2 separate regions of the Mus musculus genome follow, and region 1 is linked to region 2. A link is a loop called in an ENCODE intact Hi-C map of the cell type or tissue named here. Cell type or tissue: heart. All regions are shown on one strand.

Evidence for each region. Hi-C counts contacts between places; a loop is a spot of excess contacts. Peaks named below come from ENCODE experiments on the same cell type or tissue, not always from the same donor. Only the 100,000 strongest peaks of a DNase experiment are listed, where the experiment ranks them.
Region 1: it touches region 2 in a loop (2.2-fold over the local background); 2 of 42 quality-filtered maps call a loop at or near these places.

Annotation. Positions count from the first base shown.
Region 1 is chr5:111,731,037-111,739,036 of GRCm38, forward strand. E130006D01Rik (RIKEN cDNA E130006D01 gene) reads right to left here. Exons shown (of 4, transcript NR_045834.1): 4 at 3,248-3,593. Among named protein-coding and RNA genes, the nearest start is that of E130006D01Rik, 27 kb to the right of the region's middle. In heart, no CTCF peak of the experiment used is centred here; a DNase peak (open chromatin) is centred at 3,015; H3K27ac peaks cover 438 bases.
Region 2 is chr5:111,819,864-111,827,863 of GRCm38, forward strand. No RefSeq gene overlaps it. Among named protein-coding and RNA genes, the nearest start is that of Gm36535, 30 kb to the left of the region's middle. In heart, a CTCF peak has its summit at 3,231; DNase peaks (open chromatin) are centred at 3,778 and 4,958; H3K27me3 peaks cover 2,301 bases.

The DNA.
Region 1 (8,000 bases), 89 kb before region 2:
CAATCGCCTCCTGCCGCGCGGCTGCCAGCGTGGAGCTGACACAAAGCGCTTATGATCTCTACTGTGAAGCTGTGGGAGGATAATGAGGGACTGGGCCCCGACTGCTGAGATGGGGCCTGGCCTCCTGAGCCTGGAGCTCCTGTCTGAGTAGCCATCTCTAGGAAGCCAGAGGAAGGCTGTGTTCAGTCAGGGAAGATCCAGGCAAAAGGCAGCATGTTTGTCTGTGGGGACCAAAGGAGTACCCATGAAGGTGTCTGTGACACACCCACCCCAGGATCCTGTGGGCTCCCTCGCAAATGCTCTCCCGTAGAACCACCCATGACCTATCATTGTGCTGCCTGGTTAGTAAAGAGGTAGGGAGTCCATGGGTCACCCCACAGACAACCTCACAAACCTCTGAGTTCCTCTCATGAGGGTTGTGACCATACTGTTTATAAGGGAGTTGGGATAAATAGTGGTTAGTCCTTTACAGTCTCCAGGGATCCTGGGTCATCAATGCTTAGAATGTTGCCCAGCATGCTAGCTGCATGCTGGGTGTTTGCACACTGCTGTTAGTTCTGGCTTCTCCCCTGTAAGGATGCCCACTACGCAGGGCTAGAATGAGGCTCTGGCAGAGTTCTTGCTTGCACATGTAAAGCTCCGCAGACAACAAATAAAAGGACTGGTGACCAGACCGCCAGCATCTGTTGAATCCAGTAGTTAGATCCTTGGTCCCCAGGGGACACGGTAGGTGCTGAATGAATGGGGTCTTGGCCATCCTGGTTAGACATTCCCCTGGCTTGCTGATAAGCCAGACTAGACTACTTGGCAAATTTCAAGTCAGGGACCTTGTCTCAAAAAAAGGTGTATAATATTGGAGGAATGATATTCAAAATGTTCCTGTGGCCTCTACATGCAGACATACCTGTGCATGTGCATGTGCACATGCACTCTCTCTCTCACGCGCGCGCGCGCACACACACACACACACACACACACACACACACACACAGAGAAAGAGAGACAGAGACACACACACAGAGAAAGACTCACAGAAAGAAACACAGGGAGACAGAGAAAGACACACACAGAGAAAGAGAGACAGATACAGAGACAGAGAGACACACAGAGACAGAGAGACACACACAGAGAAAGATAGAGAGACAGAGAGACACATACAGAGAAACACACACACACACACACACACACACACACACACACAGAGAGAGAGAGAGAGAGAGAGAGAGAGAGAGAGAGAGAGAGAGAGAGAGGTAGTGTTCTATGATTCTTGCAGAGCTGGATCGGGCCCAGAATCTAAATCACTTGGCTGGTCTAGGTTAGAACATAAACTTTGAAGACAAAGATCCGACTGGAGTTCCAGGAAGTCAGGCCTCTGCAAAAGCCTGTGCTCAGCAGGCTGTCCCAGAGATGGAAAAGAAGTTGTGCCAGTTATGGGATGTGCTCAGGGCCACACCCTGAAGCTGTTCTTCCCAAAGAACCTGTACTTTGTGCATAGCTGTTCCTTCTGATTTCATATTCAGAGCACTCATGAGCTCATGGGCAAGGGTGGGCACAGCTCCTCCAGGGACTGAGTCTTCATGGGGTTGGGGCTTGTGGTAAGCTGACTTGGGTATGAAGGAAAGGTCAGGGCCCCAGCTATATGGGTACGTGGGGCCTGAAATCTCATTGTGCCCCTCTGAGACATGGAAATGGGAGAACCTGACTCTGAGAATCCTTACAACCACTGGATGAAGGAAGCTGGAAGCCTGGCCTGTAAACCCCTCATTACTGACTGCATTTGGTGGTTTCCATGGGATCAGGTTTTGAGAGGAGTCAAGGGCAGGGTGTGTTGGAGGAGGAGGCTGACATACAACCTGTCATTCTTGTTGGAGACCAGAGGAGGACCCTACAGACATATTCTAGTAAACAATGTAAATAAGCTTTATAGCCCTCTTCTGAAGAGGGAGAGAGCTGGGGTGTTGATACACCCAAGAGTCTGGGGTAACTCATCTCCAGACTAGGGCAGGTGAAGTCCCTGGGACCCCCAACCTTCCCCGCATCATTTGAGGATGATTCCTAAGACTCTGCAGTGGTTTAAATGAGAGTATTTCTTCCCCTTATAGGCTCATGATTTTGAATACGTGGTCCCAAGTCAGCGTGACCTTAATCACAAGGATTAGGAGCTGCGGCCTTGTTGGAGGAGGAGTGTCATGGGGTGGGGGCAGACTTTAATTTTTCAAAAGACTCATGCCATCCCAGGTCTCCATTTCTGCCTTCTGCTTGCAGATGAAGATGTGAACTCTCTGATGTTCCTTTGCTCCACCTGCATAGACTCTAACCATCTGAATGAGCCAATTAAACACTTTTTTTTTTAAGTTGCCTTAGTCATGGCCACAGCAATGGAAAATTAACTGAGACAGCTGAGCAGAGATCAAGTGAGGCTCAGGGAATCTAGGCTACTCCCAGTACAGTTTCTGGAACAGCTTCCCCCGGTCTACTGAACTTTTTCCCATGGCACCTTCTTGGCTGTAGAAATGCCTCTTCATGGTGATTGTATACAAGCTCAACACCCATACCATACTTCATTCATTGTACCCAGAAGGGGTGTGGTTACTATACCATTCCTGCATCTTACAGGTGTGTACCATGAGGAAAAAATGGCTCTGGTCAGACTTTCTATTTCCAGGGGGTATGGGGTGGGAGAATTGAAGGATAGCAGAAGAGGCCCATGGGAGGCAGCTGTAAAGAGCACCTCCACCTCACCAGCAGCCAGCCTCACTGGCACAAAGACATAAACAGCCCAGCTCAGCCCAGCCCAATGGTAGGAACAGGAGTCATGGGGATCAAGCCACTGCCTTGTTGAAATTGAGTCTTAGCCCGCTGTGGCTGGGAACAGATGTGTCTGAGCTCATTCACGGTGAGGGATGCCAGGAGGCAGAGGCGCCACTGCGTCTCAACAGTTGAATCTCAGCCTAGTTTCTGGCCGGGTCTCCTTCCTGTTGACACCTGCTGTGAGGGTAGCCTCTGACATCACTCATGGCTCCTAGGTGGTCCTCGGTCACTGGGTGTGAAACCGGAATGGAATCGTATACCGGAGCCTCTGCTGAGGCAAAGATTTGTTTGGTCCAGAGCCTTGGCTACATGGCATAGGAGCTAGGAACGGGTCACTTCCTGTTCAGACAGGAAGTGGAGGGAGTAGAACAGGGAAGATATCTTTTCGGGCTGAGGTGGCCCGTGGGTTTGAGGAAGCTCCAGTATTTTGCATTTTGAAATGGTAAGAAGGCCGAATGTGTTATCCTTTATTTATAGGAGACCAGAGAGCTCCTGGAGTTGAGCATGCTGCAGAAACAGGCATGCATGTCCATGTCCAGCTTTCTATGGGGATGGGAACTCAGCAGCTCACGATTGCCCAGCAAGCCTGCTTGCCCAAAGAGAAGAATCTCCCTGGTCCGGGGGGCGGAGGTGGGGCGGAGGTAGGGCGGAACTTTCTTGTCTTCCAGTGTTGGGAGAAGTTTCAGAGCAAGGTGAAAGGCAAAACCAGAAAGTTCGGGTCTTCTGGGTCCTTCTGAGGTGGTCAGCCACGATTTCCAGCAAACCCCTCTCTCTTCTTGCATCTGTCACAGAAAATGACATGCTTGCCTTATTAGGGGGCTGGGTTATCCCTCTTACAGACCACGCCCCTGTAGTGACAGCAGTATATGCTAGATAGTCCTCGGAACCCTTTGCCATTTAATTCTGTGACAGGCCAAGAAGGCAGCTATGCCGTTCTGATCGTCCTCCTTCAGAGTAAGAGTCTGAAACAAAGAGAAATCAGGTTACCTGTTCTTTTTTTGTTTTTGTTTTGCCTCTGTGAAGAGAAGGGTATTAGCTAAAACTTAGGCATGAGTAGGTTTAGAAATCCCTTGCTGTTGTGTGTCCTGAGCAAGATTCTAACTTCGATCCAGGCTTTTTTCCTTTCTTGCCATTTTGTTCATATCTAGGAGGTGAACGAGTCAGCTTCACATTGCTATAGCAAAATACCAGAGACAATCAACTCGTCAAGAAGAAAAGTCTACTTGGTACAGTTCTGTACACTTCAGTCGATAGTGAGCAGCCCCATTGTTCTGAATTGGTAGAAGGCAAGACACCATGGCGGGCATACAGCAGAGCAGATCACTTCCTTTAGCAGCTGGAAGCAAAGAGGAAGAAGAGGCTGGGTCCCATAATCCTTTTGAATGCTACACCCTCCGTTGCCTAAAGACCTCCCACAAGCCAACTTGGCATTGGAGGCCTGTAATTTCAGCACTTATGAGGGTGAGGGAGAAATGCAAGTTTAAGCTGGGACTACATGCTATGATCCTGTCTCAAAATAGCAACAACAATTAATAATAATAATAATAGTAAGAAGAAGAAAAGAAGAGAAGGAGAAGGATAAAAAGAGGAGGAGGAGGAAGAAGAAGAATGAGAAGGAGGAGGAGAAGGAGAAAGAAGGAGAAGGAGGAGGAAAGGAGGAAAGAAAGAAAGAAAGAAAGAAAGAAAGAAAGAAAAGAAGGAGGAGGAGGAGAAGGAGGAGAAGAAGAAGGAGGAGGAGGAGGAGGAGAAGGAGAAGGAGCAGGAGCAGCGGCAGCAGCAGCAGCAGCAGCAGCAGCAGAAGCAGCAGCAGCAGCAGCAGCAGCAACAGAAGCAGAAGCAGAAGCAGAAGCAGAAGCAGAAGCAGAAGCAGAAGCAGAAGCAGCAGCAGCAGCAGCAGCAGCAGCAGCAACAGCAGCTGGGCAGTAGTAGCACATGCCTTTAGTCCCAAGCCTGGGACAAGTGACTAACTGAGTTGCCTATTTAACATACCAAAGCAGTCCTTGGCCACCATATTCTCCCAGCATCCCTCAGTCCCTACCTGTTCCAGGCTCCTCCTTGCTGGAATACCCAGCCCCCTACTCTGAACTCTCCAGCTCAGGTGCTGGGCTGTCCTTTCCCCAGTTGCTTTTCCTTGTATAATCTAGACATTTTGGCCATGCAGACCCTTTTAGGCTTTTATTCTATATTTTTGTCCTCTTGATTTCCTGATCTCCAGGCACTCCCCTCTCCTCGAATGGGTCACCAAGGTGTGTGTGTGTGTATATATATACATATGTGTTCATATGTGTTTGTGTGTATATGTGTGTGTATGTGTGTATGTACTTTGTTTGTGTATGTGTGTGTATTGATGTGTGTGTTTATGTGTGTACGTGTGTGTTTGTGTATACATGTGTGCACATGTGTGTTTGTGTGTATTCATATGTGCACAGGTGTGTTTGCATGTATATGTGTATGTATTTGTGTTTGTATGTATATGTGTGTATGCATGTGTGTTTGTGTGTGCGCACATGTGTGTTTGTGTGTATATGGGTGTGCATTTGTGTGTGCATGTGTGTGTATGTGTGTGCATGTGTGTGTCAATGTGTGTATGTACATGTGTGCATGTGTGTGTGTGTGTGTGCGCATGTGTTTATTCTGGACTTTTTCAGATGTGTCAGCCTCTAGCTCTGCTCTCCCTCATGTCTACAATTAACTCTCTCATCTACTGTACCAGAAATAAAGTCTTCTCCTTTTTTATTTCTTTTTTCATTCATCCAAACTCAGGAGCAGAGGCAGGCAGACCTGGTCAGCCTGCTCTACAGAGTGAGTGACAGGATAGCCAGGTCTACACAGAGAAACCCTGTCTCACAACAACAACAACAACAACAAAAACAAAAGAAAAAGAGAAAGAAAAGGGAGGGGTTGATACTGGGTTTTGCTCACAGGTAGAGAGCACTTGCTATTTACACAGGAGGCTCCAGGTTTAATCCCTAGCACCTCACACAAGACCCCACTTCTAAAGAACCCACTGCTCCCACAGAGGCCCCAGCGTACCAAGTCTTTAACACGTGGGCCTCTGGAGGTCTTTCATCCTCACTGCGGCAGGAGGCATGGGACCCTCTGCATCCCCAGCCTAGTACAGAGCCGCCTCTAGCTCTGTATTTGATGCTGTTCAGTGAGGGGTTTGCTGACCGACTATCTGATGGGTGAGGAAATGCATTCAGATTCTTAGCAATGCTTAGTGCAAGCAGAGGAAAGAGATGTGTGCCATTGCACCCAGCTTGGCCACCGTCCTAGTTTGCCTTCTGTGGCTGTGATAAACATCACCGCCATAAGCAACTTGGGGAGGAAGGATTTACTTAGCTTACATATCCTGATCACAGTCCATCATGGAAGGGAGTCAGGGCAGGAACACCAGGCAGGAACCTGGAGGCAGGGACTGAAGCAGAGGCCATATTGACTCATTAAGCCTGCTTTCTCAAAACATCCAGGGGTGGCACCATCCACAGTGGGCTAAGACTAAACACTCATGTCAAATCTCATGGAGGCAATTCCTCGGTTGAAGGTCCTTCCTCCCAGATGACAGTCAAGTTGACAAAAATACCAGCATAGCCTTCATCAAGGTGTGTGTGTGTGTTTGTGCATGTGTATGTATATGAGTGTATGTGTATTAGTATATGTGTGCTTGTGTCTATGTGTGTGTATGCATGTGTGTACACGTGTGAATTTGTGTATAAGCATGTGTATATTTGTGTATGCATGTATGTGTGTTTGTGTGTACATGTGTGTATGCATTTGTATGTGTTTTGTGTTTATGTGTGTATGCATTTGTATGTGTTTTGTGTTTATGTGTGTATGCATGTGTACACGTGTGCTTATGTATATATGTGTGTATTTGTGTATGTTTGCATGTGTGTATTTTTGTGTTGTATGTGCACATGTGCACATGGGTGTTTGTGTATTTGTGTGTGTGTATGTGTGTGTGTGCGCGTGTATGTGTGTGTGTGTGCATGTGACTGTATGCACTGTACATGCATGTAGAGGTCAGAGGTGTATGTCAGGTGTTCTATATCATTCCTTCTTTCTTAATCCCTTGAGACAAGATTTCACTGTACCTGAAGCTACCTATTTTGGCCAGGCTGGTGGCCAGTGAGTTCCCAGGACTCATCTCTGTTCCCTAACACAGTGTTTATAAATATGTGCAGCCATGTCCAGTTTTCACATGGGACTGAGAGTTTGAACTCACGTTCTCTTGCTTGCACAGCAAATGCTCCTCCTCACTGAACCTTCCCCCTGGGTCCCATCACAGAGGAATGCTTAGTGTATCAAGAGAAGCTGTGGCCAGCAGCAATGCTTGTCTTCTTACATGAGTGTTCTTTGGGACTTAATGGACTGGAGATCCACTTGGGCTCTGCTCACCTGGGCTCTGCTTACCTGGACTCTGTTCACCTGGGCTCTGCTCACCTGGGCTCAATCACCTGAGCTCTATCCACCTGGGCTCTGCTCACCTGGGCTCTGCTTACCTGGGCTCTGCTCACCTTGGCTCTGTCCACCTGGGCTCTGCTCACCTGGGCTTGCTCACCTGGGTTCTGATTACCTGGGCTCTGCTCATCTGGGCTCTGTCCACCTGGGCTCTGCTCACCTGGGCTTGCTCACCTGGGTTCTGCTTACCTGGACTCTGCTGACCTGGGCTCTGCCCACCTGGGCTCTGCTCACCTGGGCTTGCTCACCTGGGTTCTGATTACCTGGACTCTGCTGACCTGGGCTCTGTCCACCTGGGCTCTGCTCACCTGGGCTTGCTCACCTGGGTTCTGATTACCTGGGCTCTGCTCATCTGGGCTCTGTCCACCTGGGCTCTGCTCACCTGGGCTTGCTCACCTGGGTTCTGCTTACCTGGGCTCTGCTCATCTGGGCTCTGTCCACCTGGGTTCTGCTCACCTGGACTCTGCTGACCTGGGCTCTGCCCACCTGGGCTCTGCCCATCTGGGCTCTGCACATCTGGGCTCTGTCCATCTGGGCTCTGCCCACCTTGGGGATCCCCAGCATTTGTTCTTCTGTGTGTCCCCACAGCTAGCCCTCCTGACATGTTCTGTAACTGGCTTCCACAGGTTTCACATCTGCCTCCCATGGGCCCCTAGAGCCTACCTGTGTGCATTGAGTGGATAGAATCTCAGTCCCCTTCACTAAGCCTTGAAGCCAATGTGCTGCAG
Region 2 (8,000 bases):
CTGGTGAAGCCATGGAGGATTTTGCAGATGGCCTTAGAGTTGAACCAGCAAAGGACTGGCTCCATGGGCTCCAGGAGTCAGTATGAGCCCTGTGCATGAACACACACATTCCTAGGTGACTGACAGCCATGGAGTGAGATATCCCAGGCTAGCCTTCCCCTATTCCAGTTACCAGTAGCCATTATAATAGAAGCTCATGGAAGGCTGATTCGAGAAGCCTGGCTCCTGCAGAGTAGACAGCCTTCTGGGGCACCATGCCATTCGGTCAGTAGATTAAGTTGCATCTGGTCAAACAAAGGTGTCATCAATCTAACAAGCCAAGTCTCCAGCATGCGTTGCAACGAAGGCAGGGAGGAAAATGAGCTTGGGCAGCTCTGAGATGCTTTGGCCACGAACACATCCATCCCCTGTCAGGCCTAGCTTTCTCACCTTTGTGCTGGGTCCTTCACCTTGCCACTAGCAGTACCATAGCGAAAGACTGAGAGTTCCCTTGCAGGGTAAGCCTGCAGGACAGCTAGCCCAGGATGAGAGTGATGAACCAGTGGGAGAAGCTATGCATGCCTTCAGCAGGTCACTGTGAGAACCAATAGGTCCTCACTTGATGACGACAGCTATCCATAGAGTCCCCTCACAGACCTGGGCTGAGAGGAGGGTGGGCCAGAGTGTGTTGACCTGAATTTCCGAGCTGCAGACTTTGGTTCTGCCCCTGTTCTTCCTCAGTTTAAACCTATAAACCTGGACTGGGGACTGCAGAAGGGACTGTGCCTGTGGGGCTCTATGTGCTCTTTCTCTGCATGAGCCCTGAGCAAATTGTCTCTTTACTTGGGTCAAGGACTAGCCTAGTAGAGGGGCAGCCAGGGTCTAGACTTTGCCCTAAAACACAGGTTTCATGCCTGTAGCCATGGTCTCTTGAGGAAGATGGGACCTGGATGTCCTGAGTCTCCAATCTTGTGGCATTGTGGGGCAATGGCCAAGGCCACCAACTTACCAATGGACCTAGCTCTGGGGACAGAGCCCTCCTCAAAGGATGCACAAGGGGTTGTTCTAAACTTCCCCAGCAAAGGTCCAAACTGCCATCTCCGGGTGTACGAGATAGAACCTAAGCCTCAGAAGGGGTCATCTGGCCACACAGAAAACTCCAGACCCTTCTCCTAAAAGAGCTGCAGGATTCTCCCCAAAAGCCTCAGGGATGTGCTCGCGCAAGCTCGTGCCAAACAGCTAAAAGCACATATACTCAACGTGCTTGAGGAGTTGCTTCCAGGCAGCTGGTGGGCCCGCCGCCCGCCCGCTCGCTCATGCCTGCCACCTCATGACTCTGCTGCAGCTCACATGATGATGGAGGGAGATAGCTCCCTCCTGCACAGCTGCCAGGAGCTGGGCCTGCCAACTGTGCCCAGTGCAGCTACCTCTCCAGTCATCCCCAACTTCCCTCCTGATGGCTTGCTCTGGAAAGCCTGGCTTTTCTTCTCTAGTCTTTCTCCTTTCCAATGGTGTGGCTGGATTTCAGAGAAGCCAGTGATATAGATACAACATCCAGGATGGGCACGGCCAGAAGGGGGTGGCTGCAAAGATACCTACATTGCCCATTCTGGTTTGTTATCTTTCCTTTTCCCAGGATGCAATTTGATCACAACGGGATACAGGCAGAGAATGTCTTGGCTTATGAGCACAGACTGGAGACATTCACTCATATGTGAATAGCCTGGAGTCCATGCTTTTCTTTGTGACTTACCTGGAATCAGCAGTGTGTCAGATAGGGGGTTATTGAACAATACCTGGAGCTTCTGCATGGCCCTGGCTTTCTCTAGAGTACTGGTGGACTTGAACTTTCAGCAAAGACACTAAAACCAGGACCATATACACATAGTAGGTTAGCACGCTATATTCTCAGACCTTTAGATATGTTTGATTGATTGATTGATTGATTGATTGATTGGATGACTGTTTTAATTTTTTGAGACGGGATATTTCTATGTATCCCAGGCTAGTTTTGCTTGAACTTGTGACCTTCTTACATCAGCCTTTTGAGTACTGGGATAACAGACATGCACCATCACTCCCAGGAAAATGTAATACTCTGTTTCCCACATTTGAAGCACTGGGTGAGGACTTTGTGCGTGCTAGACTTAGTCTGCCAGGTCTTGCTTCTCTAAACTTGCTTGATCGATCAATGGGCCTTGCAGCTGATTCCACAGCTAGACCAGACTAGGTCACTCAGCATCTACACATCCTTTCAAACCCTTCCTCAGAAATCAGCTCACCAACTTGTCTCTCATCCCCCTAGCTGGGGGCCACATCCCCAGGTCTGGGGTCTGCAGGCATGGCAAGTTCATGGTCAGGTGAGGTGAACTTTAGAAAGGAGAGGACCTAGGGCTTCTGCAGTGAGGTAGCCTGGCTACCTACCACCTGTTGGGGAAGCCACAGGCAGCACATTAATGAAGGGGGTCACATGATATAGCTATGTTCACTGTCAGCTTGACTGGGCTTGAAACCACTTGGGAGACACATCTATGTCCTTGTGTGTGTGTGTGTGTGTGTGTGTGTGTGTGTGTGTGTGTGTGTCTGGGCGGGGGGCATTTCAGAGAAGTTTAACTGAGCAGGAAAGATCTGCTGGAGGTGGGCAGTACCATACTTTGTGTGCCAGTCCTGGACTGAATAAAAAGGAGACTGGGCTGAGCACCAGTTTCCATATCTCTATGGGTGACCAGCTCCCTCCGGCATGCCTTTCCCACCGTGATGGGCTGTATGTTCAGTATGTGCCCTGGGTAACCCTTCACTTCCATCAGATCATGAACAAAATCCCTGACATGGGCCGTGCAAGAAGCAAGCAGCAATCAGACTTGGGCAATGGCTTGTGACTCCTGTGATGGTGGCTTATCTCCTATCTCCATGTCAGGATACACTAAGTGCCCATCACACAGTTTTTACAACGCTTCTTGCCAGCTAGCACTGACAGTGGCCACTCTACTAACCTGTCATCGACTTCACAGACTAAGATGCCTCTGAAGGCAGTACCAGGTATATGAGAGTATAAGCACACAGGTATATGAGAATATAAGCACACAGCACCTAGCACATGAGAAGTGCTCACCCACTGTGCACCACACAAAGCCTGAAGAACTCTAGTCAGCTCCATTCAGAGACCTGGACTCTGAGGCCCAGGGAGGGAAAGACACATTAGAGTCACATGCTGTGAATATGAGCTAGACCTTAGCTCCACCCAATGGCAGTAATAGATACTATGTTAACTGAGCAATTACTGCCTGCTAAACAGAGCACATTCAGGGTCCCACTCCCTTCTGACTTAATGCCAGTGTGCTTTGATGCCAAGCTGCCACATACTGTGGCCAGGGCAGGGGATTCCCCACTGTTCCTCCAACAGACTTTGACTGCCAGTGAGCAGGACTGTGTCACCTATGGCAGAGAGATACAGTGGAGGTTGAAGGGGACATAGAGATAACCGTGCACCCTGCTACGGGACTGGCACTGGTCCTTCATCAGCTAGAACCTCAACCCAGATCTGAAAATCAGCTTCAAAAGATACATTGTAAGAAAGTTAAAGGAGCCGGCAGCTCTTGCACCATGGTAACAAACAACACAGATCCATCTGATAAATTCCAAGACTCCTCGTCCTGCCTGGCCATTTTTCCATATAGAAGGCAGCGGGGAGAGAGGCCAGCTGTGAGGGCCACCAGAGGGACAGCCAAGGGGGAAATGCCTCCAGCTGGGGGAGGTCACTCCAGCTGTGATACCTCCTCCCTTAGCTGTTGGGCATCCACACACAGGGTTAGTCAACAGGTCTCAGGCAGACCAGCTGTCCCTGGTGGGTGTTGCTCTAAGCCGTTGTCCACAGGGTGTTTGATTACTGGCCAAGATTGTGGACCCCAGGGTGCCCCATTAAGCAGGCCCAAGAGGAAACAGATCCTGTAGACCCAGGCTCCTGACTGCTGGCCTGGCTTCTGGTCCCTCCTCACAGCCACCGTGGACCCCACTTGTTGCTGGTGGCCTGTTGGTAGAATTTAAAGACAGGATAATATTTACACAGCCAAGGCCTCCTGAGGCATCCTAAACACCATAAAAAGGATTTTCAGGGCTTAATGAGCGTTAGTGAGCCCAGCAGGATAATGCGGCACTGGTGGCTTTAATCTGATCTGGCCCCTTCTGCACAGTGGGCGCAGAGACCAGAGCAGCTTGGAGCCAGCGCCCAGGCTGTTGCTTTGTGGTATTTGCCTCTCCTCTTATCTCCTTGGAACTCTGTGGTATTATCCATGCTGTGTAGCCACAAACTGCTGGCATCAGCCACAGAAGGTGCCATTGAACCACATAAGTACCTAGGGGATTTGCTGGTAGGGAAAGGGGAAGGACACAGAATTGCTTCAGCTCCTCTCTAAAGCAGAATAGAATAAATAGAACAAGCTCCTTAGAAATAATAATAATAGTAATAGTTATTATCATTATTATTATTATTGACAGAATCTCTTCTCCATCCCAGGAGACATCAACAGTGAAATTGACCTCACCCTAGCTCCTGAGCTAGACATGTATGTGCGAGCACACATGTGCGAGCACACATACACACTTGAGTGTTGACCGGCTTGGTATTATGCACATTTTGTGCAGGTGACCAGAGCTGCCCTGACTTCATGAGTGTGGCTCTCCTGTCCTGTCCAGAAGACATGTTTTCACTCTCTTCTCTCTTCTGTCTCTCACAGTCTTCCCATCCCACCTCCACAACTTTCCCAGAGCCTGGGTTGCAGAGGGTAATACTCAGTCCTGTAGTTTGCTGAGAACTTTTTCTAAGAGGAACCTCCCAGGGTTTGAAAGCTGCAGGGATGACTTTCACTTAGCACACAGAGCTGACCTCTCTCGCTGTAATGGAGGATTCCTTCCTGTTAGTGACTACAGGATGGGGCCCAGCTGGAGCCGCTGGGAAGGAAGCCTTCTTGGGAGCAGCTGCTTCTATGGTGTGTTGAAGTCTCTGCAGAGACAGATGCTGAGGAATTCTGTCACACAGTCCCAGCCCTTTCCTAAGCTGGCTCTGGCATTTTCCATCCCACCAGCAGGGATTTCCAATGGCTCCCTCTCATCGTCAGCCTTTGGTGTTTTCTGATTCGTAGCCATGTGAGTGTGTACTGGTGGCCTACAGACAGAGAGACATGTGGCAGCTTCTACTGTTATTAATGCATGGGCAATTCTTCCCCATTTCTCAAGATGCCTGAACTAGAATATCCATTTGACACATGGAAGTGCTTGGATATGTAAGGGAGATTGTGCAACAGTATGTGGAGGGAAAACTTATGGTCAACCCAGATACTCAGCATCCTAGCAAGGGACAGCCCACTCTGAGAATAGCCATCAACCTAGAATCTGACCAGTGTAAGAACTGAGGAACTTTCTCCAATTCACTGTTTAGGTAATCCAGTTGTCTATCCACCTATTCATCCACTTATCCACTTATCCACTTATCCATCCATCCATCCATCCATCCATCCATCCATCCATCCATCCATCCACTCACTCATCTACCCATTCATCCATCTGTAGTGGCCATTCCTGGTTGTCAACTTGACTATATTTGGAATGAACTACAATCCAGAATTGGAAGGCTCACCAGGGACCCTTATCTGGAGGCTTGGAGATAGAAGTTTCTGATCTGGATCTTGGTATGGAGATCTTGAGGCATAGTGGCTATGGATTCCAGAAGATTAAATCTCCAAGTTCAAGGTCATCTGGGATTAAAGGTGTGGTGGAACACACCTTTAATCTGGGCTACACCTTCTGCTGGACATTGGAAGAAGGGAGTCTTGCTCTTGCTCCTTCGCCTGCTTGCTGTGTGAGACTGAGTAACTGCTAGATCCTTGGACTTCCATTCACAGCTACTACTGAACCATTGTTGGGAATTGGGCTGCAGACTGTAAGTCATCAATAAATTCCTTTACTATATAGAGACTATCCATAAGTTCTGTGACTCTAGAGAACCCTGACTAATACACCATCCATACATCCAGCCACTCGTCCACCCACCTATTAACCCATTCATGCATCCACCCTTCCTCTACTCTATCCCTCCTTCCTTTTATTCAGCCAATAGACTTTTTTACCTTGCTGCCCCCTCACCTGGCTCTGCAGAGACATAGATGGATAGTAACATAATCCTGGACTCAATGAGTTCCCCTATCTTTAACAGAAACTTATTTCATCTCCCTGCTTTGGACTTGACCAGTCTCGTGTTGAGCCTGAAGTGTCTATTCTTATTATTTCCCAGTCTTGATCCTTACAGCAGAAACACGGGTTTTGATACCCCTTCATTTCTAAATACTGACGTTTTCCTTGGGCAAGTTTTGCTGTGCATTTCCAGTGAGATGGCTCAGATACCACATACTTACCTGATAGGCTAAGAAGCACCCCAAATGTTATGTGGAATGCCTATCCAGGATTAGGCTGGAAAAATTCCAAAGTGGATATTTGGACCAGAGGGGATTTTGTCCATCGAGTCAATACCTTAAAAGCCACCAATGGTCAAAGAAGCATGTCCAGGCTCCAGAAACAATTATACACAGAATGCAAGCACTTGAACAGACACCTCCAGAATTGTGGCAAATGCAGGATGTTCCATGTTTCCCAGGAATTGGGATGATAATGTGTTTCCTTGCTGTGGGAGGCATATTGAGTTCATGCTGCTTTGCTGATAGCAGTGGTCATACATCTCATAGGTGGTCTTGTACCATCTTCCCAAATCTCCCTCTAATGCCTTTCATTGGCTGGAGGAATGTTGCGTCCAGAACTCTAGCTGCAAGAGAGTTTAGTAAGGCTATGGTTGGCTCTCCAGCCTCTTCATGATAGGGAAGATGGAATGGAGTGAGGCCCTCAGAGGGTCCAGCCAAATCAGGAAACACAGAGCTAAATCCATACCCGTACCTTCTGGCAAAGTAGCCTTGAGAAGTGACCTAAACATTGTCCTTCAGTATTGCTCCAATTTGGTATCTCATGGGGAGAGAAGGACTGGATGTTGCATGAGTCATTGAGAATCAGGGCCTGACTACCTCAGATGAAGCCATAAGGCAATAATTGTTAGTGCTTTAGGGGAGGTTATAACTCCCTTCCATCCCACTAACAACGAGAACAGCAAAAGAATGTAGCTGGGTGTGGTGGCGCATGCCTTTAATCCCAGCACTTGGAAGGCAGAGGCAGGCAGATTTCAGAGTTCGAGGCCAGCCTGGTCTACAGAGTGAGTTCCAGGACAGCCAGGGCTACACAGAGAAACCCTGTCTCAAAAAACCAAAAAAAAAAAAAATTGTAATGGTATCAGTAACAATGTCACACAAGGTATTAATATATCATGTCCAGAGCAAGGAATCCTGGGAGAAGTAGAAGTTGCATGCAGAAATCATGAATTTTCAAGGTGAGAGAAATTTCTGGATATAATGAAAAAGAATAGCAACTTTACAGGTATGGGAAGTCAGATACACCCAATGATCTAGCCTGTGTCACCTTCAAGTGAGGGACAGAGGGAAGAGCCAGTTACACCTAACGATGGAGGAAATAGTTTTTAGTATTGACGTCTTAGTCAGGGTCTTTATTCTTGCACAAAACATTATGACCAAGAGGCAAGTTGGGAAGGAAAGGATTTATTCAGCTTACACTTTCGCATTGCTGTTCATCACCAAAGGAAGTCAGGACTGGAACTCAAGCAGGTCAGGAAGCAGGAGCTGATGCAGACGCCATGAAGAAATGTTACTTACTGGCTTATTTCCCCTGGCTTGCTCAGTTTGCTTTCTTATAGGACCCAAGACTACAAGCCTAGGGATGGTACTACCCACAGTGGGCCCTCCCACCCTTGATCACTAATTGAGGAAATGCCTTACTGTTGGATCTCATGGCGGCAATTCCTTAAGGGAGGTTCATTTCTCTGCGATAACTCCAGCTTGTGTCAAGTTGATACACAAAACCAGGCAGTACAATTGCTTTTGTCAGAAATCCAGGTCCCTCTACTTAGGGCC